Regions from separate parts of the Homo sapiens genome. Here regions 1 and 2 are each linked to region 3. Evidence: chromatin loops called from intact Hi-C (ENCODE). Cell type or tissue: dorsolateral prefrontal cortex. All regions are shown on one strand. Each heading gives the region's core, and the rest is flanking DNA. Links, peaks and the distances in the headings are about the cores only.

The links. Peaks named below come from ENCODE experiments on the same cell type or tissue, not always from the same donor. Only the 100,000 strongest peaks of a DNase experiment are listed, where the experiment ranks them.
Region 1: it touches region 3 in a loop (3-fold over the local background); 3 of 110 quality-filtered maps call a loop at or near these places.
Region 2: it touches region 3 in a loop (4-fold over the local background); 3 of 110 quality-filtered maps call a loop at or near these places.

Annotation. Positions count from the first base shown.
Region 1 is chr2:144,699,361-144,709,884 of GRCh38, forward strand. All of the region lies in intron 1 of TEX41 (testis expressed 41), which reads left to right. Among named protein-coding and RNA genes, the nearest start is that of TEX41, 37 kb to the left of the region's middle. In dorsolateral prefrontal cortex, for the core only: no CTCF peak of the experiment used is centred there; no DNase peak of the experiment used is centred there.
Region 2 is chr2:144,972,630-144,983,153 of GRCh38, forward strand. The region is part of intron 3 of TEX41 (testis expressed 41); the gene reads left to right. Among named protein-coding and RNA genes, the nearest start is that of LINC01966, 96 kb to the left of the region's middle. In dorsolateral prefrontal cortex, for the core only: no CTCF peak of the experiment used is centred there; no DNase peak of the experiment used is centred there; H3K27ac peaks cover 1,259 bases.
Region 3 is chr2:145,038,372-145,048,895 of GRCh38, forward strand. The region is part of intron 3 of TEX41 (testis expressed 41); the gene reads left to right. The region is part of intron 3 of LOC100505498 (a long non-coding RNA gene); the gene reads left to right. Among named protein-coding and RNA genes, the nearest start is that of LINC01966, 160 kb to the left of the region's middle. In dorsolateral prefrontal cortex, for the core only: CTCF peaks have their summits at 5,383 and 5,582; a DNase peak (open chromatin) is centred at 5,280; H3K27ac peaks cover 1,961 bases.

The sequences.
Region 1 (10,524 bases), core at 4,358-6,857, 340 kb before region 3:
AATGGATTTTCAATCCTCTAGATTCTTACAGATTTCATTATTTGAAAATAAAGATAAACTTGCCTCATTACTTTTTATTAAAAATACTTTTGAACATATATAATTTAATCATTCCCGTGACTAAAGTTCAAACATTCTGATGAACTTCTTTCCCTAGGTAAACCAGCATATAACTTTGTAGTAGAACAAAGTTACATTCCATTTCGTTATAAATTCCTTTAGAAAGACAAGTTTCAAAAATTATTTCTCTCAAAGTGTATCATTGTGACACCACATTAAGAAAAATCAAAGATAAATAATAGGACTATGGATCCTGCAAATTTTGCCAATGCCTGAAGACATATTCATACATTCATTCATTCATAAATATTTATTGAGGGCCTGGTACATACCAGGAACTATTTTCTATGTTCTGGGGATATAGCAGTAAAACAACAACAACAAAAAAACATATAAACTCTCTCCCATGATGGAACTTATATTTTAGTGCGGAAGAACAGAAAATAACTAAGACAAATAAAGAAAACATATGATTTGTTAGATACTGATAGTTGCTAAGGATGAAAAGATAGTAGGGGAGGGGAATATAAATTGTCAGGGAGGAATGACAACATTTTAGATGGGATGGCAAGTGAAGGCCTCAATGAAAAGATAACAGTTTATTTGTTATCTTTGATAACAATGAAAAGATAACAGGTTAGATAAGATGAGGGACACACCATCTGGCCTTCTGGGAGGCAATTCCAGGTAAGGGGGCATGTTCAATGCAATGGCAAGAAGGATCTGGTCTGTTCTAGGAATGTGCTGTGGTCTGTGTGCTTGGAACAGAGAGATGGGTGAGTAATCAAAGAACTCAGAGATGTAATGAATATGGGTGGTGAGGTTGGGGACAGATAATTCAAGGCCTTGGGTCATAGTAAGGACATTGGCCTTTCCTCTGAGTGATATCAAAAGCCATAAGTAGAATTGAAGGAATAATAGGATGTAACTTATGACTGAAGAGGGTCACTCTGCCTGCTGTATTAAGAATGGACTGCAGGAGGGCAAGGATATCTGTTAAGACCTGTTTTAATAGACCAAACAAGAGATAATGGTGGCTCAGGTCAAGTTGGTAGCAGTGGACATGATGAGAAGTGGTTAGACTATATATGTATTTTGAAGGTAGAATCAACAGGATTTCCTAAATGATTAAATATGAAATATGAGAAAAGAAGTTAAGTTAATGATGCACCAAGGTTTTTGGCTTGAGTAACAAAGGATAGAACTGCCCTTAAGCAAGATGGGGTAGACAGTGGGATAAATGGTATTTTTATTTTGGATGGAGGGGTTGGTTATTAAGAGCTCAGTAGTAAAATTAGAGCAGTAGAACTTTAAGGATGGGCAGATGAGTCTTACAGGGGTTTACCACTCCATTCATTCCTCAGTCCTTACCCTTAAGACCCCCATGATGGCAATCCACTGATGACTGGGTAGCATTGAAGGAAAATGTCAAAATGGTCAGGGGAAAGGAAAGACAGCCTAGCCATCTGCTTCTGTGTAAAAGATTTAGCTAAATTTACTTATCATGATGGCATTTGTTGCCGAATTGCAGAATGTGTTATTATTCACAGATAAACCCTTTATAAAGACTAAGCTTTAGTCACCATTTTATTTATTTATACAATAAATGCTTACCAACTATCTAATCTGGGCCAATTTCTGTGCCAGGAATTGGGGTTAACAGAGAAGTATAAGATTTGGTCCTTGGCCTAAAGCAGTTCACAGCCTGGAGGGCAGAGATACATAAATAAAAGATGAGAGGTATTATTACAAGAGCATGGTCCCAAACTATAAGATTAGAGAATAGAGGGCAATGAACTATCAGGTGGGCTGGGCTGTGTATTTCTCCTTTTCTATTTAATTCTGAGATTCTGTTTTATTGGTATTCTTATTTTTCTTTGTGAATCAGAGGTTTAACTACTAAGAGTTTGCAGGGTAATGTATCATAAGACTCTATGTTGCCTGAGCTGAATTTCCTTCAGGACTTGCAAAATCTTGGGTCATGGGATTCCAACCTAAGATTAAAAAAAAGTCCAAAGTTTCTGTTCCTTGTTTGTAATTCTCTTAAATACGATTATCTAACTTCTTCTCTAAGTGCCATGACAAGGCAAACTTTTCTAAAAAAGGGGTACCTATGTGTAACTTGAAGGTACTGTTTGTGTTCTTTGTAACTGGGTACTTGAGAAGTATGACTAGTAATTTGCAGCAGTGAGCAGTTACAAGAACTTTTTCTGTTGGCGAAGAGTTGAAGATACCTGCATATATTGTATTTTGTTGTTTATCCTTTTGAAGGGCTCCATAAGCACCATCATTCATTCTGTGGAGCATGCACTTTGTACCTGTAGCAATTTCCTTTTCTGTTTTTGGTGTAGACTAGACATCCAACAAGGTTCAGCAGACTTGACTGTTGGTTGTTATAGGGTGGTGATAAACTTCTTAGGTTTGGTAGTAAAAGATTCACTGAAAGAGACAGTCCGTCTTTCTGCCTTTAAATTTATACAGCTATAGCAATTGCTTCTGATTCATAAAGGACAGCTTGTAAATTGTCTACTGAGCCTAAGATTGTCTCATCTTTGAGCTATTTTCTTTTCAGAGTCTTCTGATTTCTGAAAAATAGAGTGTAAGGAAAAGAAGGAAATTCATGGGAAAATAAAATGATAAGTGATATTTATTAATTTATTTGTATGATTTTTAAGTAGCTATGCGAGTCATTTTTCATGGTTGATTTGTGGGGACCAACCATTAGGTTTGTGTCTGGGGCAGGTTAAAAGGAGACTTCACCCCACTGAGTTTGTGTTTGGGGAAGTGTGACTTTGCTTCAGTGCTCCACCACCCTTACCAAGCCCACACCCCTGCAGCTACCAAGAATTATAGAAGTAGTGGCTTAGTGTTCTTCCTATCCAAAGTTCTCCTCCCACCACCTCCCCATCTGGAGCTACCCTATGACTTCTGCTCCATTATCCACTCAATCTACCTAGTTTGGCTAGAGTCACATGCTTAAGATTAGTTTGTGATGACTTCTAATGAAATAATTTTGCATTGATAACAAAGAAGCTTCTTTAAACACTGAAGAGAGCAAGAAAAGGTTAGATCAAGAAATCAGGTATTTAAAAATATGTAATGATATTCTTTTTTTTTTCCTGATTGCTTGTGAACCTGGGGTATAGTATAAATTAAACCAGATCATGCTTGCCCCTGGACTATTTTTATAATAAACTCAATTTAAAATCTTCAACTTTTTATTTCCAATTTTGAATTTTAGTTATATTCAGCAAGATGACATGATTGAAACATGGCACTTGTCCTGCAGGAACTCATGCTTCAGTGAAGCACATTGGTGTGCAATGGTAACAACTATCATAGAAGTCACCATGTTTTAGGTTTTCATTAAGTGCCAGGCACTCTACTTGAGTTTTTTTTTTTTTTTGACTTTTAGCCGCTCCTCACAATACTTGTGCAAGGTTGTAAATGGTTTTCAAATTTAAGATGAGAAAACTGAGGTTCATGGAGGTCTAGTCACTGGCTCAAGATGACAGGCAGTAAGTGGCAAATTAGGGTCTAATATTCAGATTATCACATTCCATGTCTTGTGCTCTTGTGACACATTGCTTTCAAATACAAAGAAAATCCGTATTTCTGGAGCAATGTGAAATGGGTTGATGTGCTTTTGTGTTTATTTGGGTGCCATAAATTAGGAAAAAAATTTCTACACAGTATCCTGATTATATTGTTTTGATTGTTGTTTAACACGGGATAAAATAAGTTGAGTTCAGTTTTCTAGGAAACTGAAATAGGAGGGCAAATAATATTATATAATTTTAGCAAGCATCTGAAACTTACCGAAAGATGTCATCTTCTCCAGGGTAGTCATGTTGGGAAAACTACATTTAACCCAGTGATATTTGCCACTGTTCAAAACTTTTTGTCCCTTTTTATTGTAATTTTCTTTGGATTTATTCTTTTATTCTTCACATAACTAAATTTTATTGTTTTGTGATCAAAATTATTTTTATTTAAAAGAAGACTTGGTCGATTTAACATCAAACTTGGCTCTGAATAAACTTTGGATGTTTACAAAAATAAAATCCACCATTTAAAGAGGACTAATGGCTATATTTGACATTTAAAACAACATGAGGAAGGCTCTGATGGCAATTCCATAAAAATTTCTTGAGCAATCAGTAGAATCAATGTAAGGTTTTCCAAAGTCACTACTTGGAAGTGGGCAACACTTGCTTATTGGTTTGCGTTCTTATATTTTCAGTGAGTGATTGATTATATTATGTATCATCCAGGCAGATTTCCTGCAAGGCGGTAACAACTTGAAGTGTTCACAACTGAAGTGTTCTGGTGTGTGTATGTGTGCGTGTATGTGTGTGCTTCTTTCAGTGTCACCTCTCATAATCCTGGTCCAGTAGCACCTTCCAAAAGATCAGGACTCATTACCAAAAAAAAAAAAAAAAAAAAAAAGAAAAAAAGGGAGCAAGTGAGAGCAAGAGCAAGAGAGGGAGAAAGAGAAATCATCAAAATGAGGAAGTAATTCCTCTAATTATCAGAAACAGGAGCAAAGTAACAATGGCTGCAAGTTACCTCCCCACGGGGGAATGAATCATCAAAATAACTGGTGGAAAACAAGGTTGTGCAACCTTGACTAGTGTGTGTCACCGGCTGGTGGAATTTTTAGAAAGGAGCAGTTTGGGTTCATCACTGTGGTTCGTGATTGCACACACCTGTTTGGGGCATGGATTTTGCAACCCCCCAAAAAGGGGAAACTGAACTTGCTGCTCCTCCTGAGCTGTGTAAAAAAGCAGAAAACCACAGCTGCTTGAGCAGTTAACAGATATCAGTAAAATACCCATGTTACATAATTAAGGATAACGTTCTTGAAGCATATGGGCCGGAGGTATTATACTCTCATTAAAACTTTAGGTAACAAACAATTTAGCATATTCTCACACATTTCTAGGGTTGAATTCTATAATAAATGTTTGTAATTAGATATGCTTTAAGCAGTTTATTAAATAATACATGAAGAAAATGGTTGATGAAATATAGACGATTCTGAGGTCTGTGTACAAGTGACATAGAGGCATTGAGATGAGACATAAAAAATTTCTTCTCAATGACTTGATAACTAGTCACTTTGGGCAGCTTAAGTAAGACTCATTCTTCAGGCCAGCCTGTCTGTAATGTTAAATAAATAGGAATTAATGACTTTGGATTTTTTCTTTTCTTTTAAAGTACATTATATGTAGCAGTCTTCTTTGAACTGCTACTCCTAAATAGGAGGAGGTGCTTTTGACCAGAGCGTTACAAAAATCTCATGCACTTTATTCTGGCAGGAATAGATCAGCTTGATAGGGAATAAAAGGGATGGATACAACCAAACATGACCTAAATCGACATTTAAAAAATCATACCTTAGCCAACAGGTTCTGTTATTTATAAGTTTGAGAGGAATAAGGAAGAGAAGTCTCTTGAGAAAAACCAAGGCAGGTGTTTGCTCCCTGGGGAAGTGATAGGAAACAGGCCTCTAAGATGATATTACATGCAGGAAAGAAATTCTTTCAGTTCTGTGTCTCTGTTTGATATTCAAGACAGCTAATAAATGATCAACAATTCTACCTGCATGAGGAGCGTGTGATCTATGGAAAATGAACTTGGATAATCCTAGAAAGTACCCAAGGAAAGAACGCCCATTTCCTTAAGCCATTGAGGTCATCTAGATATTTTGTTTTTCAATGCACACAAATAAAAAAGCCGGTAACAGAACAAACATGAAATTTGGAATGCCTTCTAGAACATACATGGGGAAACTGGCAAGGTTGACATAGCTTTTACTGATTTGTCTGTTTTAGTAGGTAAATGGGGCTGCCAGTCTGGCAGTTTGCATTGGCAATAAATCACCACTAGACATTTTATTTAAAAATTGGCACTGGCTTGGCGGAGGTAAGGGATTGTCAATTTGTTTTTATTTTGAGGCCAGGCACAATCATAACATACACAGGCCACCTGGAAACTTCAGCCCACATGGAGAAGCATGGCTCATGTCTCTGTGGCTATATTTTTGCATGCTTGGAGAGTGCAGAGTTAGATCAGAGTCTGAAGAGTCTAACCAGAAAGATCCTGGCAGACTGGTACAGCCTGGAGACATCCCTGTTGGAAACCAGGTTTGTTCTAGAATTACTATGTAGGAAGGGTATCATAGATATGATATTGGAGAGAACATTTGGTGGTTTTCACTTTTATTGAGTGTGGAGGGAGACCCACAGAGCTCATGCAGAGCACACAATGTGTGCATTCCAAAAATCACTCGAATATTAAAGGATTGGGTAGCTCGCTCTTTTTTTTTTTTTTCCTGACTTATTTTGCTTGGAAGTTCAGATTCAAACTTGTGATAAATTGAGTCATGGTTTTGAGAGGAAAAAATATACTGAAGTAGGGGATGATGCAACCACTGTCCTCATGTAAGCAATGATAGATGTTCTTTCTTTGAAAATCAGTATAATTAAAAGATAGTAAGATGGAGAGAAGAAAAAGATTACCTTAGACACTTGTAACTACTCCAGTGGAAATAGTTGGGAGGAATCCCCTAGTTTTCCTCTGATTCTTGATTTTCTGAATATCCTTCAAGGCTTCACAATATTGTTGAACAATTTTTTTTGTTTATCCATTTTGAAAATATGAGAATTATTGCATCAGGAAAATTATTTTGCAAATATATTGATTTACCGAATTACCAATCTTTTTGTCTCTGTTGACATATATTTATAAATCTTAATTGTACTTTATATTGTTACTATGCAAACTGCTAGAAAGGATCTGGTTAAGATAGAGATGTGCTGACTTAACCAGAGCCTCATGAATAATTAAATTTGCTCACTTTCTGGAAATACCCAATTTGCTCTTGATACACAAATATTTGAATTGGATTCAACTTGTCTCTCAGATTTTTTCCCCCTCCTGGATTTCATATATATAATTTTGATGACACTGTCTATCAAAAAAATAGGAAAAATATACGCTACGGTTTCTGCTTGGTAAAGTCATTCAAAGTGATATAAAATGTCAATAGCAAACAAGGACATCATTCCAATGATATGTCGAGACACCTGGCAGATTTCCTGGTATTTGGGACATGGGAGTATTTAAAGATACGTGGCATTAATTAGTCACAAACAGTTGAAGCATCAAATATCTAACTTAATAAGATTTTTCTTTGTTTGTTTTCAAATATGTAATGTTAGACTCTTTAGCAAATATTTCCAAATTTCTATTGTGAATGCAGTGAGATCTGCATATCTTACACCACAATGTCCCACCAGTTGCCTGCCTGTAATTGACAACATTCATGAAATTAAAAAAAGAAAAGTAGAAAACTGAGAAATCCCCCAAAGCAGTCACTTGAAAAAAATCCCACAATTCTGCCAGTTTGAGCACATTCGATGCCTGTACTAAATGTCGTATCGGCAAATCTTCACTCAAAGAGATCAAGATGCAGCGTATACAAGACTGAGGATGAAGCAAAGTGTTGAAATAGCTTGGGTAGCCTCCAAAGCAATGTAGGTAATTAGCAGGTGTTTATATTTTTCATGTTGATTTGCCCACAGATAATGTTTTGAAAATAGTAATGTAGGGCTGGGCATGGTGGCTCATGCCTGTAATCCTAGCACTTTGGGAAGCTGAGGCGGGCAGATCACGAGGTCAGGAGTTCGAGACCAGCCTGGCCAACATGGTGAAACCCTGTCTCTACTAAAAATACAAAAATTAGCCGGGTGTGGTGGCGCACACTTGTAGTCCCAGCTGTTTGGGAGGCTGAGGCAGGAGAATCGCTTGAACCTGGGAAGTGGAGGTTGCAGTGAGCTGAGATCGTGCCATTGCACTCTAGCCTGGGCGACAGAGCAACACTTTGTCTCAAAAAAAAAAAAAAAAAAAAGTGATGTAAAAGTTTTCATCTTGGCTTGTATTTCTAACATTTGCTTGGATTTAATATACACATTAACTTGGATTGAAGTGTTCTGATCTGGATTTTTCAAACTTTGATAGCCTTTAAAGCTAATATGTGAACATTTACAGGGTCTTGGGGTTTTCAGGTTAACCTGTTGATTTCAGGATATTAAGCTTCTAGTCTTTACCTTGATCTTTTTCTCTTCCTGTGTTATTGTGGGGCAGAAATTGCATGTGTGTGTGTATGTGTGAAGAAAGTGTTAACTCACTTTGTGACTTGTAGTTCTAATCTTATTTTCACTGTTTAGTTAAAAAAAAAATCCCTTTCTTCCTCCAGAAGTTTTGAAGTGGATAACATAGTTTGTTTAAATGAAATTAATGAGATATGAGATATACTAGGGATAAAAATGATTCAGAGGAAAGTAATATATTTTTAAAAAGATATCTTATTCTGCAAGAAAATAAAATGTCACTAACATTCATTGAGTTTTTTAAACACAAAAGGGCACATCCATGCACATACATTCTCGCACTCGCTTGCTCGCTAACTTAAGCAAAAATAGTCTCTGAGGGAAAGAACTGCAAGAATGGTGCCAACTTCCCCAACATACCCAAGACTTACTTTATTTAGAACCTCCCATGTGCTATTTTTTTTTTTTTTTTAAATCTCTGGAATCTCAGGGATTTTCCCATCCCTGTACATGCTTGAGACGTTTCAGAGCATGGTAACCCCCTGTTGGAATCTAACTCTAACTCTTCTGTTTTATTTTTAAAATGTGGGCAGTATTAGTATACAGGGAAGTGACTGTTCCTATGACAAAGGAGGGTGAGATTCCTAGCGTGCATGGGAATACCGCTAAAGATCACTGTCGGGTAGAGAAGCTGACACCGTGACTCACCAAGGCCTCCTTCAAAATCAAGAGATTTTAATCGAGATTTTAAGTCAAGAGCTTTCTGAGAAGGTGGGCAGAGCCATATATCACAGCATCAATAGAAAACTTAGTTCTATTTCATAGAATATTCATAAGTAACAGTAGATCTTTGCCAAGAGCCCAAGATACAATAGATGTCTAGTCTTTTTCTGTCTTTCAAGTTTTAATAGATTCAGCAGACCTGAATTTTGATAATATATTTGTTTTTAACACAAGTAATAGCAACTTGGCTCTTTTTGTGCCAATCTGTGATAATCTCTGAAGCAATTATCCTCGTATTGTTCCTTTGCATTGTATGCATGAAACCAGTAATATATATTTAAAAGAATATCATATTTACATATTGTGTTTCTGATATAGCACACTGCTGCCTTTACAATAAAGCACAATGTGCAATTGCAGAAAACTCCTTTTCACTTATGAACGTCTGAGTCTGAGATTCACACAAACCACACTTTTGTTAGACTCCAAAATGTGGGTGCCAAATGAATCTACTGCACTAGGCTTATGAACACTACTGCAACTGTGCAGCCACTATTTCTCTACTGGGAGAATTGTTTCAGCAGATAAACCATCTGGCTTGAAACACAGCCCTCTTTGAAAATATTCCCCATTATGTTAGCTCCGAAACAATGTGTACAACTATGCTCCAGTGGAGGACATGGTTAACAGAGATTCAATGTCAAACAATATCTGCTCTGTAATCTCTTGCTAAATGTAAAAAAGGAGGTAATCAAAATGCAAGATTTTAATTCTTTAAAGAGTCATTGTGAATGTGGCATAAGATGAAAAAATTCAGGAAAATATTTAATAAGAAACTATAATAGAGTGTTTAATATAGCAACTTTTTCCTTTAAGGATCATCCATGGAAAATGTGGTTCCTTTTGCTATAAATATCATGAAGAAGGCACATTAATGCTTGTGTTCATTAATTTCCTTTTTAGTAAGGGTTTTCAAATATGAGTTGATTTTGTATGGTGAGAGAATTGTTGGGAGCCGGTATTTGTAGTTAGAGATCCTAAGTGAGCTTGGGTGACTTAGTTTGACTTATGAGTCAGGAACATTATTAAAAAACTGAAACAAATGATATCAGGTAGAGAAAATTAGTATGCAGTGGCAACAGGTAATATCTGTAAACCAGCTGAAGACAGTTTGCTAGAATAGATTTTAAGAATCCAAGCCAACAATGTTACTGTTTGGGAAAGGGAAAAGAGAAAAAGGGGTTTAAAAAATACATTATCTAGATTTGAATCTATTTAGAGTGATATTAAAAGAGATTGCTTGAATTAAGTCATAAGAAAGTTATTGCAAAATTGAGCACATCTGAATCTATCAAACCAGAGAAATCCATGGGGGAAGTGTTTGAGCCATTGGCTGGGGTGATTATAGGGAGTAGCATATTACTGAAATGAAATGAAATTTGGTTAAATCCTGGAAATTACTACAAAGTATATATAGTGAGAAAAAGCTAAGAAACTGAGCTACTTAGTCAGTTGATGGGAAAGATTGATGCCATATGATGATAATTCCCATGAGGCAAAAAAGAAAGTGGTAGTACATGGAGAGGAAACACTGAGTTTTTCCTTCATCTCAAAATTGCCTTGT
Region 2 (10,524 bases), core at 3,891-6,390, 66 kb before region 3:
GTTGTTGTTGTTTTAAGTTGGCTCAACCAAGTTTAAGTATGCAGCATCCACAATTCACACTGCATCCATCAGTAATATACAAAATCCTGTGTCCTGTGAGTCTTTGTACCTTCAAAAACATAGTATTTGCTCAAGATAAAGTTGCACATGTGTCTGTATGTCCTTTTACTTTTGTGCCCATGTCTGTTACCGTTTCACATTGTGATATCTACATCTGTTTTTAATTGCCATAATGCCTAGCACAGTCCTGAATACTTATTATGCACTCGAAACTCAGATTTTGATTTTTGATGCTATCACATTGGCTATTCAGTTATTTAGTACTTCTGCAAATTTATTTCTAGACATATGTGTTGGAATGTGTGTATTTATGTCTACGTTAATGGTCTCACCTGTTTGCTGCACAGAATTCAACTGGGCTCAAGTTGGCAAAATATATGAAAAAAAAAAAAACTATGGTGAACTCTTAAGGTCTCTTTAGATAAGCCTGGGGAAATGTAATCTTTGGCACCATCCTACTTTCCTTTCTTTAAAGGTCTAATGGACTTTTTAAAGTGTTCTTCATGTAAGCAGAGGGAAATAGGAGGAGTGTGAACTTTGTGATTTCACAGATCTGGGTCTGGAAAGCAGTGCTCTTTAGCCTCAACTTTCTCATCTGTAAAATTAGGGACAATAATACCACCTTTTGAGAATTAGAATACATCTAAAGATCCTGGTACGTTATAGATCCTCCATATATATCAGCTAATATTATTAGAAATAAGTACTATGCTATTTTAGTAAATGAGAAAAAACTCAAAAATGGTCCCTCTTCTATGGAACAGTGTAAGTGGCCCTCTGTGCTGGTCTTCATGGATGATGTTCACAGTATGTACTAGCACAACAATTTAGGCATTATTACATGCCAAACTAACTTAAAACATTAAACTATAATGAAAAGATGATTGAAATTCATTAATGCCTGTAGAGTATTTCTTATAAAAAAAGAGGACACCTACCTGTGACCAGTTCCCAACTATCAATTGTCATTCGATTAAAAATAATCCATCTCTAGCAGGTCCTCTTCTAATTGGGGAGCTATGCAAGGAAGCTTCATTAAATGCCTACTTTCTGAAAAATATTTGGAAATAATTGCTCATATTAGAAGTGTCAGGATAATTAGTGAAATCACAATGTTACACTGCTATGTATCGAGGACCAAACGTATGTTGGCACCTTTATGTCACTTTAGAATATTGGAGAATTTTGCCTGGACTTTTCTAGCCTTTTAAGCTTTTTCTCTAATGGGAATCTATCTTTACTTTCTTTCTTTTGGGGTAAAGAGAGCAGGGTGAGAGTCGTGGTGTTTTAATAGAACTGCAGATAGCTAATTTTGAAAAAAAAATGCTTGTTAAGATGATTGCCCTTGAGGAAAATCCTTCATGTGTGAGTAACTATTCTTACTATTTCATCTACTTTGCTGCAGAATAGAATTACCTGATGTATTATTCTGTTCTCATGCTGTTATGATGAGATACCTGAGACTGGATAATTTATAAAGAAAAGAGTTTTGATTGACTCACAGTTCCACATGGTTGGGAGGGCCTCAGGCAACTTACAATCATGGTGGAAAGGGAAGCAAACACATCCTTCTTCACAAAGTGGCAGGAGAGGAAAGTGCTGAGCAAAGGGGGAAAAGCCCCTTATAAAATCATCAGATCTCATGAGAACTCACTCCCTATCATGAGAACAACAGGATGGGGGTAACCGCCCCCATGATTAATTACTTTCCACTGGGTCCCTCCCTCGACACATGGGGATTATGGAAACTACAATTCAAGATGAGATTTGAGTGGGGACACAGCCAAACCATATCACATGACAACATTTCAAAGGAGGATACCAGCTATGAAGAAGTGTGGCTCACAAACAATCTGTCATCTGCTTTCTAAGAAAGTTTGCATGATGAGAGGTCAGAGACAAGCATAGTAGTCAATCCATGTTACCCTTCTGCATTTTATCTCTTAAGATGACCACATTCATAGACTACATAAAAATAATATATCCAGTATCCACTTTATAGAATGCGGATAAGGAGTCCACAAGGTATTTTCCTTCACTTGAAAATAGCTGAGATTAAATCACTTGTGTCTTTCATGGACATCTATTGTGCTAGGGTGTGGGCTTTTTCTGAAATCTAGGGAAATCATGCCACATCTTGAAAACATTTACAAATAGTTTTCCATGTTCATTTGGATAGTGTGGGAGAAAATAAGACTCTATGATGTCAGGTAATTTGTGGGTATGATTGCTGAAATAATGCTACTTGAGCAGTTGAAGATAAAGTAGCATTATTTAAGCTGGATGACTGTTTTACTGTCACTGCATTGCTCCTTGATGAATTGTGAGATTAAGAATAGATATTACAGTTTCAGAGACCGTGTCATTTTTGTGTTGTGTGTTGAGTCGCTCAGGATAGTGTTACTTGGAATGTGCTTAGGGAGGCTTTGTAAGTAAAAGAAGTGAGATATCTAAAAATGTTGGTATAAGGAGAGCTAAGGCCAGGCATACAGTAGATTTCAAGGATCTTAGGAAAAGTCATATGCTATTTGTAATTAAGAAGAAGGTCTACCAGGCATAAGACATAAGAAGTAGATATCTTATGTCCATGATGTTTATTGTAATGTCTAGAATATGATGGGCTACTGGGCATGAATTAAGGAGAATTAGGGCAAGATGAATAGCAGTGTAGAAGTTGAGGTCTGCAAAGATGATAGGGATTCTGAGGAAGGTATTTGTTCAGTTCAGGCAAATCTGGCTGCAGGATGCTGTTGGAATGTGTACAACTCATTTTTTTGCGTTCAAGAGCAAAAAAAAAAAAGTGTCCAAATGTAAGGAGACCAATACAAAAACATATGTGAGTAGTGCTAGCTGTAATACTTCTGGTGATATGTGTCGGCTTTTATGTTTCCAGAAGCCCTGACCCTGACTTCAGTCCTAGCAGCTTATCTCTTAAGCTGTTTCGGGGTCTTCATTCTTTTGCTCCGAGCCTGCAGCACTCCAGGATACTCAGGCTGTGGTGAATCTGGCAGTGACCTTGTTGATACCTGAGAGTCCCACCTCTCTGCTGCTGAATAATCTGTCAAAGGACAGACCCTCCTAAGAACTACATCCCTTCTTGCAATTAAAGGGAGAGAAGGAGCTAATTTGAAGGATTGTTTCCCAGACTTTTAACTATTTCTGATTTTTACCCAGCATCTTTTGTGAAAAGTTCTATAGCAAGAGTCTGCAAAAGAAATAGAACAGATGATGGAAACTGATGACTAAAGTCAGCTGTTCCCTAAAAGCAGCAATAATGTCAGAGTGCTAACTGGATAATCTGTTCTGTTTTGGGCTGTCTCTATTTTTCTTCTATCTGAATTGTCACTGGTTGTCTCTTGTTTATACTGCAATGAATGGTTCACAATGTGTGTGTGTGTAGACATGTGAAAAGTAGCTGTATTGTAATATTTATCATTAAAGAGCTGCCTTTGTTTCATCTTACAAGCATCACATTGATGATTTGAATAATAAAGCTGACTAGCTTACTCACCGAAGGTTGCTTCCATAATGGAACAAATTTATGTACCGAGGTTCTCGTTTTCTTTATTAGGTAATTGGACAAAATGCTGAGAAACTGCTACTAATTGAGCACTCATTCCAGCTTTTGTCTATATTGAGGCTGGGCAGGTTTTCTGATGTTTGAAAAAGAATTAAATAGCCCCCAAACCTTGCAACAGCTTCTCTTATCCTGATATGTTTTCATTAACTTTAACTGAGTCCCTGGGCTTAAATGTGGTTTATCCCCGAATTTTAACATTCACCTTTTATAAGAATCACATATTGGAGGATGTTTTCATTTTAGGAAAAAAGTGTGATCAAAGACAGGTCATGTGTTTCCTGCTTTGAGGCAGCAGGGGCAAATGGGCAAGGTTCAGATCAAATGTTTTTGCTAGCATGACATTCAATAGGTAACAGTTGCCCTGAAGCAGGGCATGAAAGAGTTAGGGGAAAGAATAATAGAAACTGAAAAACCTTTGAAAATCCATATAATATTAGGTATTTTGAGAATCAGAAGTTGAAAAAATTTCATTTATAGGAACGCACAGTAAGGCATAAAATATGCTATTTCAATTGACCCCTTCCTTCCCCCTCCCACTGCTGCTGCTGCTCTGCTTTGAGTCCTAATAGTAGCTGTGTTTTAGGGTCGCTCCTTTAAATGATTCCGCCTCCACAAACTCTCACACTTCAAGTCCACCTTTCAGAGGACTTTCAGGTCAGTTAGCTTGAAGTACATTTCTGTTCCTGTTACTGTTATGTTAGAAAAATCAACAATTCACCAAATCTAAAATAATAAAGCTCTAACTTGTCAGCATAACGTTGTTGAAACCTGACCTACTTCAAAGACTTGTTTTCTGATATTTGTTATGCATTCATGTTTCCACCAGGCTGGAGTAACTTCTTGCTCTTCTCAAGCAAACCTCTATGTTTCTTTCCTCACTTCTGCATATAGGCTTATTCTTTTCCTGAAACCTGCACCCTCCAACTCTTTGTATTTCTATCAGCTGAGATTCTACCTACCCTTCAAGACAAATTGTGGGGCGTGGCCTCTGAGATGGCCCCAGTGATCTTACCTCTTGGTATTCATACCTTGTGTAATCCCTGCTCTTTGTCTGTAGGCTTTACAGAGTGCTCCTTCCTAATATATGCTGTACATAGTATGGCAAAAGGGATGGATGTCGCTCCTGAGATTAGATGCCATAAAGACTGTGACTTAGATCTTGTTCATGCGCACTTTCTTCTTTCTCTCTGAGGGAAGCCAGCTGCCATATTGGGAGCCATCCTTCAGAAAGGCCTACTTGGCCAGCAACTGAGGGAAGCTTCAAGCCAGTGGCCAATGAGAAACTAAGGCCCTCATGCCAACAGCTTGAGGATAATTGAATCCTGCCAGCCACCATATGAGAGACTTAGAAGTGGATCCTTCCCGGTAGCGCCTTCAGAAGACACTGCAACCTTGTGGGAAATCTCAGGCAGAGACATCCATCTAAGCTGCACCTGGATATGCATGTGACAGAAGATAATATGACAAATGTTGTTAAAGCCACTAAAATTTTAGAGTTATTTGTTGTGCAATAATAGATAACTTATACAGCTGTGGTGCCAGGAGTTGGGTTTGAAACCCCTGAAACTTTCTATATTTTCTACATTAAGAAGTAATATCTCTTACATGAGTTGAGAGTGCTTATTTGTTCCTATGATGCATTCTGTGTACTACTGTTTTGGCACTTTTCAAATTCTGCATTCTTTTATATCCACTTGTAGATAGCTTTTCTCCCCTATAAAATTGCAAAGTTCCCTGAGGTCAGATGCTATACCATATTAGACTTTGAACCCTTTCCCTGCCTCCAGGGTAGTTGATGATAGAATTTTTTTTTTTTTGAGATGGTGTCTCACTCTATTGCCAGGCTGGAGTGCAGTGGCACAATCTAAGCTTACTACAACCTCTGCCGCCCTGGTTCAAGCCATTCTCCTGCCTCAGCCTCCTGAATAGCTGGGATTACAGGCACGTGCCACCATGCCCAGCTAATTTTTGTATTTTTAGTAGAGACAGGGTTTCACCATGTTGGCAAAGATGGTCTCGATCTCTTGACCATGGCCTCCCAAAGTGCTGGGATTACAGGGCATGAGCCACCATGCCTGTCCTGATGATAGGTTTTATGTAGTAGGTGCTCAATACATATTTGTTGAATGAATTCACTAAATATATTTAATCATACTTCAATAAAACCAAGGTTGGTAAATGAGAACAATAGGCTAATCATGTCTAAAGATTGTACGGTTCTTCAGTTTTGTCAAGAATTACTGGGTACAAACTCTGGCGATATTTTGAGGGACATCTTACCAAATGTTTCATGATACCTAACATTATTTCTTATTTGGGGAGGAAGGGAATTAAAGGAAAAATGTGACTTTAATGACCTTCCTATTGATTTAAGTAATATTTCCCAAGGTTAAAATTTGATTAATCTTGAATTTTGTTATATGGTAGCAACTACTGGCATATCATAATTGTGAGGGTGTCTTAGACTGAAACACGACAGCCAGCTGAGTAACTTCCAGAATCCATTTCTCTTTAGGAGTTCTGTGTTCTTTACTAAATGGTCCAGTGTGGACATTGGCTGGCTACTCTATATAGTCATTGAGAACTCACAAATTCTTTGGAAATTTGGTACTGCCATACAGTAAAAAGAGAGATCGTTTTGGTTTGAAATTAAATTTTGGCTGAGCAACTTATTTGCTCTTTGACCTGGGGCAAGTTACTTCATCTCTCTGAGTATTTCGTTTGTGTTTAATGGAACAGTAAACCTCAGATTATGGGTTTTGAGAAATATTTAAAATTATATATATATAGTTTACTACAGTGTATGACAATTAGAAATTATTAAGTAAATGGTAGCTGAGTACTAGGCTATCTAGTTAATAATATCAAATAATCTCCTCCATCTATAATTTATATTCTCATGGAATTCAGGCATTCCTTCTCCTGTCTTTTGGTTAAGCTGACCCAAAGACTGAGGAAAGTCTCTGTCATCATATCTGTGATTTTACTAACTTACCATTGTTGTGAATGCATTTAATCTTTCCCTTTGTTTGGTCATTAATTCAACAAATATTATTGGGTTTCTACAAGAATGAAGGGACCCAGTATTATCATTTTCTCTGAATTCCTGGTGGATTTAATTACTTGAAGCAATCGCTCAGTATGTGCCATCTACTAGCCTTTACTCTTAGATATCACTTAAGGTGGAGGAAGATTGGCTATAAGCAGTCACTTTGTAGCTATACAATCACTTTGTAGCTATAAAATCTTGATTCAGTTTCCTGCTCCTTCCCTTGCTAGCTATGTGAGATTGGGTGAGTGACTTAATTTGATTGATTATCAGTTTCCTCAACCGTAAAATGGGGAAATAATGGTACTTCCTGGGGCTGCTGTATTGGTTAGATATAATTCATGGAACACACTGAGCACATTGTCTGGCATAGAGTGTTCATCAAAATTTAGCTAGAATACAAGTATCTTATGTATATATCCAGTTTTACCAGTTTCGCGTATTGAAAATAACATATATAAATATGCACCATAAATTTCAAATCTCTTTACAAGTGTGAGTGGTTATTTTTAATAGTATTCAGGATGGTCATTTTTTCTAATTCACAGGTCTAGGAAAAAAGCTGTGTAATCAATAGGCGATCAATGAAGGTTTGCTGTTGCATATGATAACGTGTTGATAAGACACCAGGCAAACCTCATTTAGCGCTGAACAAGGTAATTTCTTAAGGTATGAGTCAGCCAATAAAATACTCAATTACCCTCTTGGCCAATGAGCACTAGCCTCCCATAGCATTTGCTTTCCTTTGTTTATTTCTTCATGGCCTCTTGTTATACCAATAATATCCAATTTTGCCACCCAAGATCTTTTGATTTCCAACAAAGAGTTTGATTTTTTTCAGAAGGACAAACAAACACAAGATCCGTTTTATGATTAAAACATATATCAGACATTAAAGCAGATCAAGAGATCTAGCCTTAGATGGACGGGAGGATCATGGTGTAGGCCTACTCACTTCCAATTAGGGGAACTATAAAGTATGCTAAGATACTGTAAAGATATCATTCCACAGACCCTTGTCTCATGTTGATTTTATTTTATTATTTCTTTCTTTCTTTCTTTCTTTAAGAGATGATGTCTCTCTCTGTTGCCTAGGCTGGAGTGCAGAGGCAAAATCATGGCTCATTGCAGCCTTGTACTCCTGGGCTAAAGCTATCTTCTCCCCTCATCCTCCATAGTAGCTGAGACTACAGGTATGCACCACCATGCCTGGCCATGTTGATTTTAGATGTGACAGCCATGGAGATGCACAGTTCAGATCTCTTTCAGGGGAACCTGGAGCAGAGGTCTAGCAGCCCAGCTGGTTCCTCTGTGAACTTCCAGGCCACACTTCCCCTGGCTGCTCCCCGAATTCCTGAGATGGTGAGGGAACTAGAGTCAGCCTGCTTCTGTAAGACTCATGACTGCTCCCTTTAGCCTGACTGAGGGTTTCTCAGAACTGCACCATGGTCTGAAGTTCTTCCTTCCCAAATCTCCTTTTTCTCTATCTTCTTACAGGTATCAGACCAGACTTGTGATCTAAAAGCTGTTTCTGCCTACTCCTGTTCCCTTCCCTTTTACCCATAGAAAAGTTTAACTCCCCAGATCTCACATGTCAAACCCTGGTTTGGCATCTGCTTCTCAACGTCTGTGCTGACACACTTGGTATTAGGTTACCATATTGGAAGTACAGCTCCATTCAGAAAAGATGCCCAATATGATGCTATTCTATGCCATGCCCTTATGTCCAGGATTCCATGCCCTTGTATGGAACAGAATATGCCTGTAGTGTCTTTGGTGGAAGAACCTATACATTTATAGAGGAAAGAAGATGAACTTCTCACATTTCTTAATATAATCATGTACCATTTTATATGCTCAATTCAGACTTATAATTTGTATATTTGCATATGTTTATTTAATATGTCTACATGTTTGTATATACTAATTCTCTAATTAGCCTATTATCTCTCTGAAGGTAGTAGCTGTCTCCAATTTGTATCAATTTTTGTACTTTCATCTCTGACATTAAGTGTCTCTGGCTAGGTGTGGTGGCTCATGCCTGTAATCCCCAGCACTTTGGGAGGCCAAGGCGGGTGGATCACCTGAAGTCAGGAGTTAGAGACCAGCCTGGCCAACATGGTGAAACCCTGTCTGTACTAAAAATACAAAAATTAGCCAGGCACAGTGGTGGGCACCTGTAATCCCAGCTACTAGGGAGGCTGAGGCAGGAGAATCACCTGAACCTGAGAGGCAGAGGTTCCAGTGAGCCAAGATCATGCCATTGCACTCCAGCCTGGGCAACAGAGTGAGACTCCGTCTCAAAATAGAATAGAATAGAATAGAATAGAATAGAACAAAATAAAATCTTCAATACATATCAAGTAATATGTACAAAATTAATAATTCCATAATGGACCCAATAATGATCTTTCAACACTCAGATTTAGGTTTAAATCCCAAGTGTGCTGCATCTCAAGTGACACCTTGGCCATGTTACTTTTAACCTTTTTGAGCCTCAATTTTCTCATCTGCACAATGACTTTTGTGTAGATAAAGTGAGAAAGGATTGTGAATTTAGTTTTTTTATGCATAATTAACCACCTATACATGGTGTCAAGAGTTAATACACCTCATAGAAAATCAGTGCTATTTCTGTACATTGCAAGTTCTCCCGTAAGTATAGTGAACGATTCAAATTTATCAAATACAAATTTATTTAAATAACTTTTCAGAATTACAACTTTTAGGAAAACTAAATTAACCTCTGTACTGAACTCTGCCCCCTAGGTGCTTAATTTGCATGGTTATTCTACTAAAATAATATCAAAAGGAATTAGCATGATCTTGGATTATTTCAAAATACAAACAAGGTATAAGAAAGCTGTGTTCTCAGTTAAGTTTCTATAATATCAACATACATCTTTATAAATGCTTGCTTATCTTGATAGTCTTTGTAGACTTGGGTTAACCTGAGTGAAGAGTTCACAGTGATTTTCCCAAGGTCTGTTCTTGTGACTGTTACGAATCAGGAGGCAAAGCTTTTCCTTGGCTTACCTATCCCCATATCTTATCTTCTCAAGGCTGTGCCTCTCTGCCTTCCAAGGCTACAACTGGCTGATTGGAATATGTTATCCATGATGATACGTTAAAGGATAAGATTGAAGGCAGTTCCCAAGGTCTTTGTTGACTTACAGGGTAACATACAGTTTAGCAATGACCTCCAGAAGATGAGGACCTTGCTTTTGTTTTCTAACCAAAATATCCTAGGTAGCGAGAATTTTCACTCACGTAAGAGAAAACCTTTGGGGAATGTATTTGGGGTGTGTGACTACTTTTGTTAGCCCTGAATCATAGCAGAGGCAGCTACCTCTACTAGTCAGAACAGAGTGAGCCTGTAGTTTCTACCCTGATGATATCAAAGCATTTAATATTGCTAGGAAACATATCCAAACTCCTACAGAAACTGGGGCTTTTGATAACTGGATCAAAAGGTATGTGTGATTTCTGCCAAATATCCAGTCCTCTATTCTGCAATAGTGGAAATATGTTCTTCCTAAGTATCTATCATCTTTAACTTCTTCTGGTATATAAGCCTGAATTATCAAAGAATTAATTAAGATGTCCATGAGTGATAAGCCATAGCAAGGAAGATTCTGATTTAGGGGGTATTAAACCCACCATGTAAACATTTTGACAGCTGAGAAAAACACCAAACCAAGAGAAGTTGTTCCTGTATGTTCCCTGCATGGACACAGGATGAACCTTTAAACTACAGCAAACACAAATGATGACCTTCTCTGTTAACACATAGTTTTTAACAGCAACTATTAACAAAGTTCTTTCTGTTAGCTAA
Region 3 (10,524 bases), core at 4,369-6,868:
TAAGCACATGGGCATTATGCTACTGTCATGAGATGCAAACACTCTCTGAGCCAACTCAGATCCACCAGGCCTGACAGCCTGCAGCCTGCTGCTCCCACCCCCAAGTCTCCACGTGGGAAAGGAGCACCAGTCTCCTCACACTCAGCCAGCCAATCTAAGATTTCTATTTTTCCCTTGCCTGAACCTGACTAGGTAGAAGAGGAAGCAGATAGCCAGAAATCTTTCTTCAGGACTCACTCAACATGTACCCTATCATCCTCTAGGAAACTGAATACTTTATCTTGAAATATGATATCTTGGTTCTAACTCACTGATTAATACATTTTTTACAACCTGAGGTTTATTTCTTTGCTTCCTTTTGAGGACTAAGCTAAGAATAGACTTGTTTGTTTGAATTTTTTTTTTTAATTTAAGTTGTGGCATATTCCTTTCCTGAGGCAAAAGCATAGAAGATATTAATTGGCTAAATAAAGAAAGTCTAAGAAAATATATAGAAAATATATGAATTCACATTTCAAAATATCACCCTACCACAATTATTTGTGCAGTTATTCATTTAATACACATCTCTCCTGCTAAAATATAAGCTCTTTTGAAGGCAGTATCATTTTTGTGTTCATCACTCTATGCTCAGCAACTTGTACCATTGCCTGAAACATAGTAAGTGCTCAATAAATATTTATTGAATAAATGAATAATAACATAGTAAAAAAATGCCTAAAGCAATTCTTGTTACTACTAGGTGTTACTTCATCCATCCATAATGCAAAATTAGAATGAGGTAAGATACAGTGAGCCTTTTTGTTTTTTAACCATTGTTGATCTGAGTGAGATTTGAATAATCTGTTGAGAGAAAAATCATCATTTAGATTAATGTAGAATTTCTAGCAAATTGATTAACTTAGAGTAGTTAAAAATTCTTTTTAAGTATAACTCTGCAAGGTACACAAGGTTATAATGAGGAACACAAGACTCATGAAAACTTTGTTCCTAGTTCTGAGTATTAGTTATAAAGTAATTTTCCTTTTTAAAAAGAATGCTGTAAGGTTTTTATTTTATTCTTGGCTCAAAGCAAAATTTCAGGTGAATTCATCTTTGATTCTTTTTTGAGGTGCTCTCTAAAACTCTATTTCAATAACAATTACCTGCTAAAAATTCCTACTCCCTAGGCTGTTGTATCTGAATGTAGTTCTCATTGACCTAAATGGAGAGGAAAAGTGTGTTGCCGAAGGGAGATACTCCAGAGATTCTCTCTTCTGTTGTGTCACAGAAGTGTGTGTGTGTATTTGTGCACATATGTGCTCAAGAGTCACTAACCTACATGTTTTCACCCATGCAAGAAAAAAGAATTCAATTCTGGGAATTAAAAACTAGACTTAATGTATACTTCCAACTGTATAGAACATACAGATTAACAGAGGAGAATATTCCTATTCTACTCAATGATTCCATAGAGATAGACCTGGAAGTTTCTTAAACATTGTTGTGTATGTGTTTGTGTGTGTTTGTGTGTGTGTGTGTGTGTGTGCGCGCTAATCTGTGGGCAATGTGCATGATTAGAATGAATCAAAATATTATAGATAGTAGCAAAATGGAGAGGTCCATTTCCCATAGATCATCTATTGATGGATGGCTGTTTGCTCTGCTTTACTCTGGATCTAATTCATACATTCTTCCCTAGTCATTCAAGCCAACCTTCATTCAATAATGTAAAATGCAACTTTGAAAACACACAATACATATAGAACACACAATAGATAAAACTATAGCTAGTCAGCATGTATTAAGTACTTATGAACGCAGCATATTCTCACTTTTCTTTTTGACAGTTCCTTCATTTAGTTAAAAGTTTTTGTTCTAGAGAGAGAATCAGGTGGAATATGGGAAAGTGAGCTAATAAATTTAATTGGTTGAGGAAATCAATCAAGATGATTTGTCATTTGTAAAATAATTAATGTCTTCACTTCAGCCTAAGGAGATCAACAGAATTACCTTTCTAAATCTTTCTATTGATGTTTATATGTTAAAGATAATTCCGGAGACTTCTTCTTGGTGTTGAGAAAAGTCCATTTTGTTTGTTTTAAATTTTGTATTTTTTTCACATTGATCACTCAAAAGGGAAAAAGATACTAAATATTCATTCATATTTGGAATTTTTTAAATTGTAGAAGCAATCAGCAGTAGTTTAGTAAAAGAAATAAAAATGGATCTACGAATACCACTTCAGTCTTGTGCAATAGAGGAAAGTTTGAGTGATAAAGTTTGAATCTGTTGTGGACTGACATTTCTAAAGCAGTCACCATGAAGCATGACTCAAAAAGCAGATTTTAGCATAGACCACAAAATACATATTTATATTGTAGTTTTTTAAAAAACTATTTCTTATTGTTATGGGAACTTGTCCTGCCTTTGAAATTTTGAAAGAGAAAAAGTAGGAAGAAAGCAATCTTTTTTGAGGCATGTATTTTAGGTGTATGCAGAATTTTTTTTCTTAAATAAGGCTTGTTCCTTTCCTTCTTATATTTCTTTCTTTCATATTAATGTCTATAAGAGTCTTATTATTTCAGGAGTACAACAGAAACTTTTATTTTTTATTTTTAATTAATATATTTTTTTAAATTTTTATCTTTGAAACAGAGTCTTGCTCTGTCCCCCAGGCTGGAGTGCAGTGGTATGATCTTGGCTCACTACAACCTCTGCCTCCTGGGTTCAAGAGACTCTTCTGCCACAGCCTCCTGAGTAGCTAGGACTGCAGGTGCACACCACCACACTGGGCTAATTTTTATTTATTTATTTTTTTAATAAAAACGGGTTTTCACCATGTTGGCTAGGCTGGTCTTGAACTCCTGACCTCAAATCATCTCTCCATCTCGGCCTCCCAGAGTGCTGGGGTTACAGGCATGAGCTACCATGCCAAGCCCAATGGCAACTTTTATCACGACCTGAAAATTGTCACACTGTGGACTGGCTTTGTGAAAAATTAAGAAGATAGTGAATGAACTGGGCTCCTAGTCTTTCCCTTTTTCAGGACATAGGCCTTATCTCTGGAGGGGAACCTTGTCCAATGTTGCCATCAAGATCTGGTATGTCCAATGCTGCTAGTGGATTGAAATCTTGACCAGATTATTCATTACCTTGTTTTTTTCTTTCTACAACTTTTCCTTCTTCTTTCTTTCCTCATCTCTCCCCACCACACTTTCCTCTCCGATTCTACAGGTCTGCAACAACCAGAAACTTAGTCTTCACTAATTATGGCTCCAGGATTCTTGTGATTATTTTACTTTCCATTTAAATAGGATATAATTAATACCATTGAATATTCTGAGCATGTGGCTACTAATGGGTTTCTTTTTGCTCTTGAGAGAGAAACAAATATTGAAACCAGAAGCTGTTGGAGAGATTTGATCTTTTGAAAAAGATATAAAATTTGCTTACTCATATTTATAATTGTGACAAGACCTCTAGGAATCCATGCATTATGTCTTTTATGTGAGGAAAGCAGAGAATGTTTGTTTTGACTGCATTATAACCAAACACTATTAAACAAAGTTGAGTATATTCCTAGCTTCCCTATGCCAGACTAGGTAGTATCTTGTGGCCACTTGAAGGAATTTGGCCTTCACTTGAATGCAGTGGAAGTCACTGACATTTTACTGAGGAGAAGGGGGAAAAGACACAAGTGGTGAATATAGCTAGAATTTTCATTTTGGAAAGAGCAATCTGGATATGGTATGGAAAACCACATTGAATGTGAATGGCTACCTTTGATAGGAGGTTGCTGCAGTAGTCTAAGACAGAGAGGATGAGAGCTTGGACTGGGATGTCGGTAGAGGAAAGAAAAGAACAGAAAGGTGTCAATAAATGTTTTTCTATTATGGAATGGATATGGAGGAGTTTAAGAGAAGGCATGTGCAGAATGCCCCTGGCAACTGACTTGTGCATTGGTGTCCTGAGATGCCCTTCAATGGCGAAGGAGAGTGTTGCTGAGGAAGAAGGCCAGGATAGAAGGAAAACTGTGTGTTTCATTTTGACCTATTGCTTTTGAAATATCCAAGTGAAAGTATCCAGAGAGAAGTGGGATACAAGGCCTGGTGCTCAGAGGAGAGATCTAGACCACAGATATACAACAGTGAAACTTTGTGTGTGGTTCGTCATGGGGAATGAATAAGGCTGCCTAAGAAGAAGATAAAAGGAGGAGAAAAAAGCAACACAACCTGCCCAGGAAAATACAACATTGAAATGATGAAGAAGAAACAAATGTTGAAAAACGAAACCAATGGTCAGGGAGGCGGGAGGAAAAGAAGAAAGTATAATAGTATAAAAGTGGAGGAAAGAGAAGTTACAAGATGGAGGAAAATGAAAATAAAATGTATTACAGGCTCTGCTATCCTGAGGCAAAACTGATTTATATTTTTTGTTTCTTTGTGGGCTTTGTTAGAAGGACTTGCATATGCTACAAAAGCAAAAACAAAAAGCGAAAAAACTAAAATAAAAAAAACTAATGACATTATTCTAACGAGACAGATAAACAGAACTTGGTAGTGGAATCCAATGAGTAAGGCTTGTTCAGTGATTATTAGGTAATTGTGTCACAAATTAGCACCATGGATTTTTCCTTCAAAGCATTTAACATCAGTTGTAACTATAAATTTGCCTTCCTTTCTTCTTTCTCTCTTTTCCCCCTTCCCCTCCCCATGTTTTCTTTCATTGCAGGGACCTTGTCTGGTTTCTACCACTGTGTCCCCAGCATCTAGCATAGTGCCTGCAAAAGTATCCAGAAGGCATTCAATATTTGTAGAGAAACACACAAATGAATCTCAAATATGCAATAAAAAGAGAGAAGCTCTGGATTAGGGGGGAAAAAACAAAAACCTTATACTTCATCCTGCTCCGGATCATTTGGTTTTAAAATATCTAGGGCCTCTCTTTCTTAATACATAAAAGCATATGTCTTGACCAGAAGTATTCCAAGATAACTTCTGGATCCAAAGTTCCATGAGTCTATTTACCTAACTCTGCTAAAATGTTGGGGCAGATCTCTCTGAAAAAAGCTTCTTCTAAAAACATGTTGCCATCCAGGTTGGCTTTATGCTGTGCCAGCGATATTTGAAGAAGGCCAACCCCTTAGAGACATTGCATGATCTCATCCTCTGGCAGCTCACCTATTGGCCATTGCCCTGCCTTGAAGCCAGGAGCCGGTGAGCCTGATAATGTCCCACATCAGCTGTCTTGTTTCCTTTGCTTTTTGCCCCAGGCTTCTGTGCAGCTGCAGAATAAAAGGCCGGGCATGTGCCCCACTGGAAGTGTCTGGAATCCATGGCTTCAATAGACCTTTGACGAGTGGGAAGTTGGAACCATGATGAAATACTGCCCTCTAGACTGATCTCAGGAGGACAATTCTGGGGTGAATTCTATACGGTTTCTCAGAGGGTCCCCGGTAGCACTGAGCCCCCATTTCCACAGTCATATTCAGTTCAATAATATTTTTCCTCCTTTCCTGTTTTGCTTTCTCCAGCGCCCATTGCTAGTTGCTTCCTGGAGGAATTTCCCAAAATAAAAGTGCCTATCCACAAATCCTTCTCCTGAGGCTGCTTTTTTGGAGAATTCAAGTTAAGGAAGATTTCTATTGGATCAGTATATGTACATGAAGTTCACTTTACTCTTCATTCCCAGTGAAAATGCTTTGGCAATTTTGAGTACAATTTAAATATTTTCTTCATTATTTTGCATTTCAGTTTTAGACATGCTTTATCTTTATTCTGTTATAAAACTTTAATTAAGACTTCCAACTCTTATATACTACCTCAGATATCTTCTAGCTTTTATACCAGAGAGATGATAATCTGTAAATAAATATTTAAATGTACTAGAAATTCAGCTATTAAAGGACTATTATGAAGACGTAATCCTTTTGCTGGTAAAAGCAAACTTACTTACTGGCTAGTATATGTATTTTCATGTATTTTAACTCAGATTTTATTTGTGTTATTTCAGGTTTGTATGGATTTTAATCCCTATTGCTGGTGCACTTCACTTGGGCTTGGAAGCTTTTTTCCCATTTTCGTAGTAATGATCCATAAATACTTTGAATAGTATGTACACATAGATATTTCTCTTTTTATTGGGAAAAAAGAAAGTATTTTTCTTGCTGTTCCTGCAACTCATTAATCACAATGCTATATATGCTATTAATTATGCTTAAATGTAGTTTGCTTGTTTAATTTGTGAACCTCCAATAACTCAAGACTTTCAAATTATTTGTCTTCCATGTTGACATTTTGATTACTAAAACATTCCTAAAGCTAGAAGAAGGACTAATAATGTAGGATTAAAACTATGAATCACCTTTTGATTAAACACTCAGCAATCTTTGTTGCTAAATCTTCACTCAGAGACTAACTCTAAGTCTCATTTGAACTTATAGATGTTAATTCCATATTGATCACCATAGCCTGGTAGATGCAATGCATATTCACTCAGCTCATAGTTTTAATTTAAAGTGGATATTGATGCTTTGTAATGAGAACAGTGATCTCTAATCATGCAGCTTCAATAAATAAAGCTGAGGGAACAGTGGGCAGCATTGGTGACAGTGGCATTTGGTGACAATCTGTTCTAAATGTTGAATGTAACATATCTCTTGAGTTCACATGTTCACTCAACTCCATCTCTACTGAAGTAACCTAGACTTCCGTTTATATAGTCTTGATAGTGGTAATAATATATGTGTAAATATAAAGATGTTTATTTTGTAAAATAACTCACACATCTCATCTAATTTGACTTGAAAAATTATCTTTTGATGTGTATGAAACAGTTATAGATATTTCCATTTAGCGTCAGATAAATTGTGTTACTGGTGACCAAATTACAATAACTAACAAATGGGGAATGCAGAAACCAGGTGCTCTGGTTCCTGGGCCAGTGATATTCTAGATTTCCACTGTTCTCTGCTTTATGTTCTCACTACGCATTGTCTCCTCAACTAGTGTCTTCCATACACAAACTCACTCTCTCTCTCACATTCTTCCCTCCTCCACCTGTTTCAATAAATAGTAAGATACACACTGGGAACTAGAACAGCTGAATCTTTTGTATTTTTAGTCAACCTGAATTTTGGATATAATCTTGCTGTGATGGTTAATTTTATGTGTCAGCTTGGTGAGGCTATAGGACCCAGTTATTTAATCAAACATGGAGTGAGGCATTGTCAGATCATGGGTAACATCTATAATCAGTTGACTTTAAGTAAAGGAGACTACCGTGCATAACGTGGTTGGGTCTCATCCAATCATCTGAAGGCCCTAAAAAACCAAACACCACATGTTCTCACTCATAGGTAGGAATTGAACAATGAGAACACATGGACACAGGAAGGGGAATATCACACACCGGGGCCTGTTGTGGGGTGGGGGGAGGGGGGAGGGATAGCATTAGGAGATATACCTAATGTTAAATGACAAGTTAATAGGTGCAGCACACCAACATGGCACATGTATACATATGTAACAAATCTGCACATTGTGCACGTGTACCCTAAAACTTAAAGTATAATATTAAATAAAAAAGAGCAAAAACTGAAGTTTTCCAAAGAAGAAGACATTCTGCCTCAAGACAGTAACAGCAACTCGTGCCTGACTTTCCAACCTGTCAGCCTGCCCTATGGCTTTCAGACTTGCCGGCCTGCCAGCCTCTACAATCCTGTAAGCCAATTCCTTAAAATAAAGCTCCTGATATAACATAGGGTATATATATCCTATTGGTTCTGTTTCCCTGGAGAACTCTGACTGATGCACTTGCCTTACGTTTTCTGAGAATATCAATATAATACAATTTGTACACCACTGACATTGTTATGTTCCTTAAAGGGTCTCTGTACATCTGCTCTTGCCCCTTTCTACTGTCCTTACTCCTTGCCAAAATTTCAATTTTCAATTGTAGTTTTGATACTATAAATTCTCTTCATTTCTTGCATCCTGTCTTAGCAATATTTTCTGTCTTGAAAGTCTTTCTATTTTCTCTATTTTATCTCTAAATTAGTGAGCATGATCTTAATGGATAGAACAAAAAAAAAACTGCCATCAACTGGCTCCCTTCAATCTTCCTATTAATAAACTAAGTAGCACTTTACTTTATACTCAAAATATCTTACATTAGTCACACACACATACACACACACACACAAATACACATAAATGCACGTACACACTGAATTCTAAGGAATATATCTTATTTTTTCATTTGTATAGTGCAACCTATTTATAGTTTCACAGCAGAAGGCTGAGGAGCAAGGAATCACCTACTATAAACTCAATCACAAATACTGATGTTCATTATTAGGGTTTGAATACTTTGATACTTATGGCCTTTGCCTGCTAGTAATGAGGTAGTGAGGCATTTTGGTTGCCTACTGGAATTCTCCTGGATATTCTACATAGAACTGAAATTAAACCTGGTCAAAATTAACTCCCAACTTCTTTTTCCAAACTCTTTTTCTCTTTTATTGTATTCCCCATTGGGTTATTGGTAATATCATCCACTGTTTTCAGTGACTCTTGATTCTACATTTTTCTTCACTATATGTCTCCAATGGGACCCCAAATTCTGCTAATTCCATTCCCTGCTAAATGCACCATGATCTGTTCAGCTTCTATAACTTTTCACACTGATTCATTCAATTAATAAATGTTTATTGAATGTGTACTTTATGTCAGGCATGGTTGTAGGTGCCCACAATACATTAGGGAATAAGGCAAGGAAGTGTACCTTTGTGGAGTTTACGTGTCAAAAGGGTAAGACAGACAATTGACAGTTAATATAATTAATAAATTAATTATGTATGATAGAAGATTTTTTTTCATTAAAGAAAACAGAACAGGGCAAACACCCTGTGAACTGGCTGACTCAATATGTATTTAATAAACATTTTAAAAGTAACAGATTGACTGAAAGCATAGTGTGTTAACCTCTAGGTGTCTTGTGTTCAGTGTCCTAGAAGAAACAAGTTATACTTAAATAAGAACTTAAGTTCATTTATTTGCTTTGGGTGGGTGAAAGTTTTGTTTTGATTTGTTTGCTTTTTGTTTGTCTTTGGTAGAATAGATGAGCAGTCTCAGAAGATGCTGAAAGCATAAAATACCAACTGAGTTGTCTAAATAAGCACAATATTTTGCTTTAATCCTTCCTTCCTTCCTTCCTTCCTTCCTTCCTTCCTTCCTTCCTTCCTTCCTTCCTTCCTTCCTTCCATCCTTCCTTCCCTCCAATTTAGCAAGACTATGTGATTCCTACTGTGATACAGGAACTATGCCTGGCACTGGAGATACAAGGCTTATGAATAAAGAGCCACTGAACTTTAGGCTTTCACAGTCAGGTGGGGAAGCATGCATGTTAAGTCAATGGAAGTCATTAGAGCTCAGTGAGTGGGAGCTAGGGCCCTGGAACTATACTCTCAGGCTCAATTCTAAGTTACTCTGTTTCTGTGGGCCTCATGCTACTTTTCTGCAAAAAAGAAATAATAATAGGACCTACATTCGAAGGTTGTGTTAGGAATAAATTAGTTACAATTTATCAACTGCATAGAAAATACCTGGCATACAGTAATTATTTAATAAATTTTTCAATCTTTTTATTATAAATATAATAACATGAGGAATGTTCAGAGAGAGAAAAACATGCTTGGAGAATATGGAAGCCTATATATGGTTGAACTAAAAGTTAAAAGGTGATTTTATATTATCTTTAAAGGAAGAAGTGAAATCAGATTTCCAGAGTTGAGATGGGGATCAGGTTATTTATGGACTCAAAGATACAGTGAGTTTGGGAAGAGCCCTTGGTGATGAATAGAAGCAAGACATGTTGAAGAGCAAGAACTATGTTTGAAATTTCAAGATAAAACATATTAGAGAATAGAGACAAGGTGGAACTACCTGGGAAATATACATGGCAGGAAAACCAACTCTTTGTAAAGCCATAGAAAGATAGTTGAGTTTGGGCCAGGTGTGGTGGCTCATGCCTGTAATCCCAGCGCTTTGGGAGGCTGAGGGAGGTGGATCCACTTGAGGCCAGGAGTTCAGGATAAGCCTGGCCAACATGGCAAAACCCCATCTCTACTAAAGGTACAAAACATTAGCCAAGCATGGTGGCACACATCTGTCGTCTTAGCTACTCAGGAGGCTGAGGCAGGAGAATTGCTTGAACCTAGGAAGTGGAGGTTGCGGTGAGCCAAGATTGCACCACTTAACTCCTGCCTAGGTGACAGAGCAAGACTCTGTCTTAAAAAAAAGAAAGAAAGAAAGAAAGAAAAAAGTTGAGTTTTTACTTTAGTAGTTAAGCTAGAACTTCAGTATTAGTGGATTATTTTTGGCAAATAGTTGTTGTTTGCATCTTAAATTGTAACTGTTAACTTCAAAGTGCTAGTCATTGTTTGGGACTTGAGAAACTTGAAACTTTGTAATTTAAAAATTACACCATCCTTAGCAGATTTTTATGTTTATTCTATGTCCTATGTTTCCCTAAATATAAAAT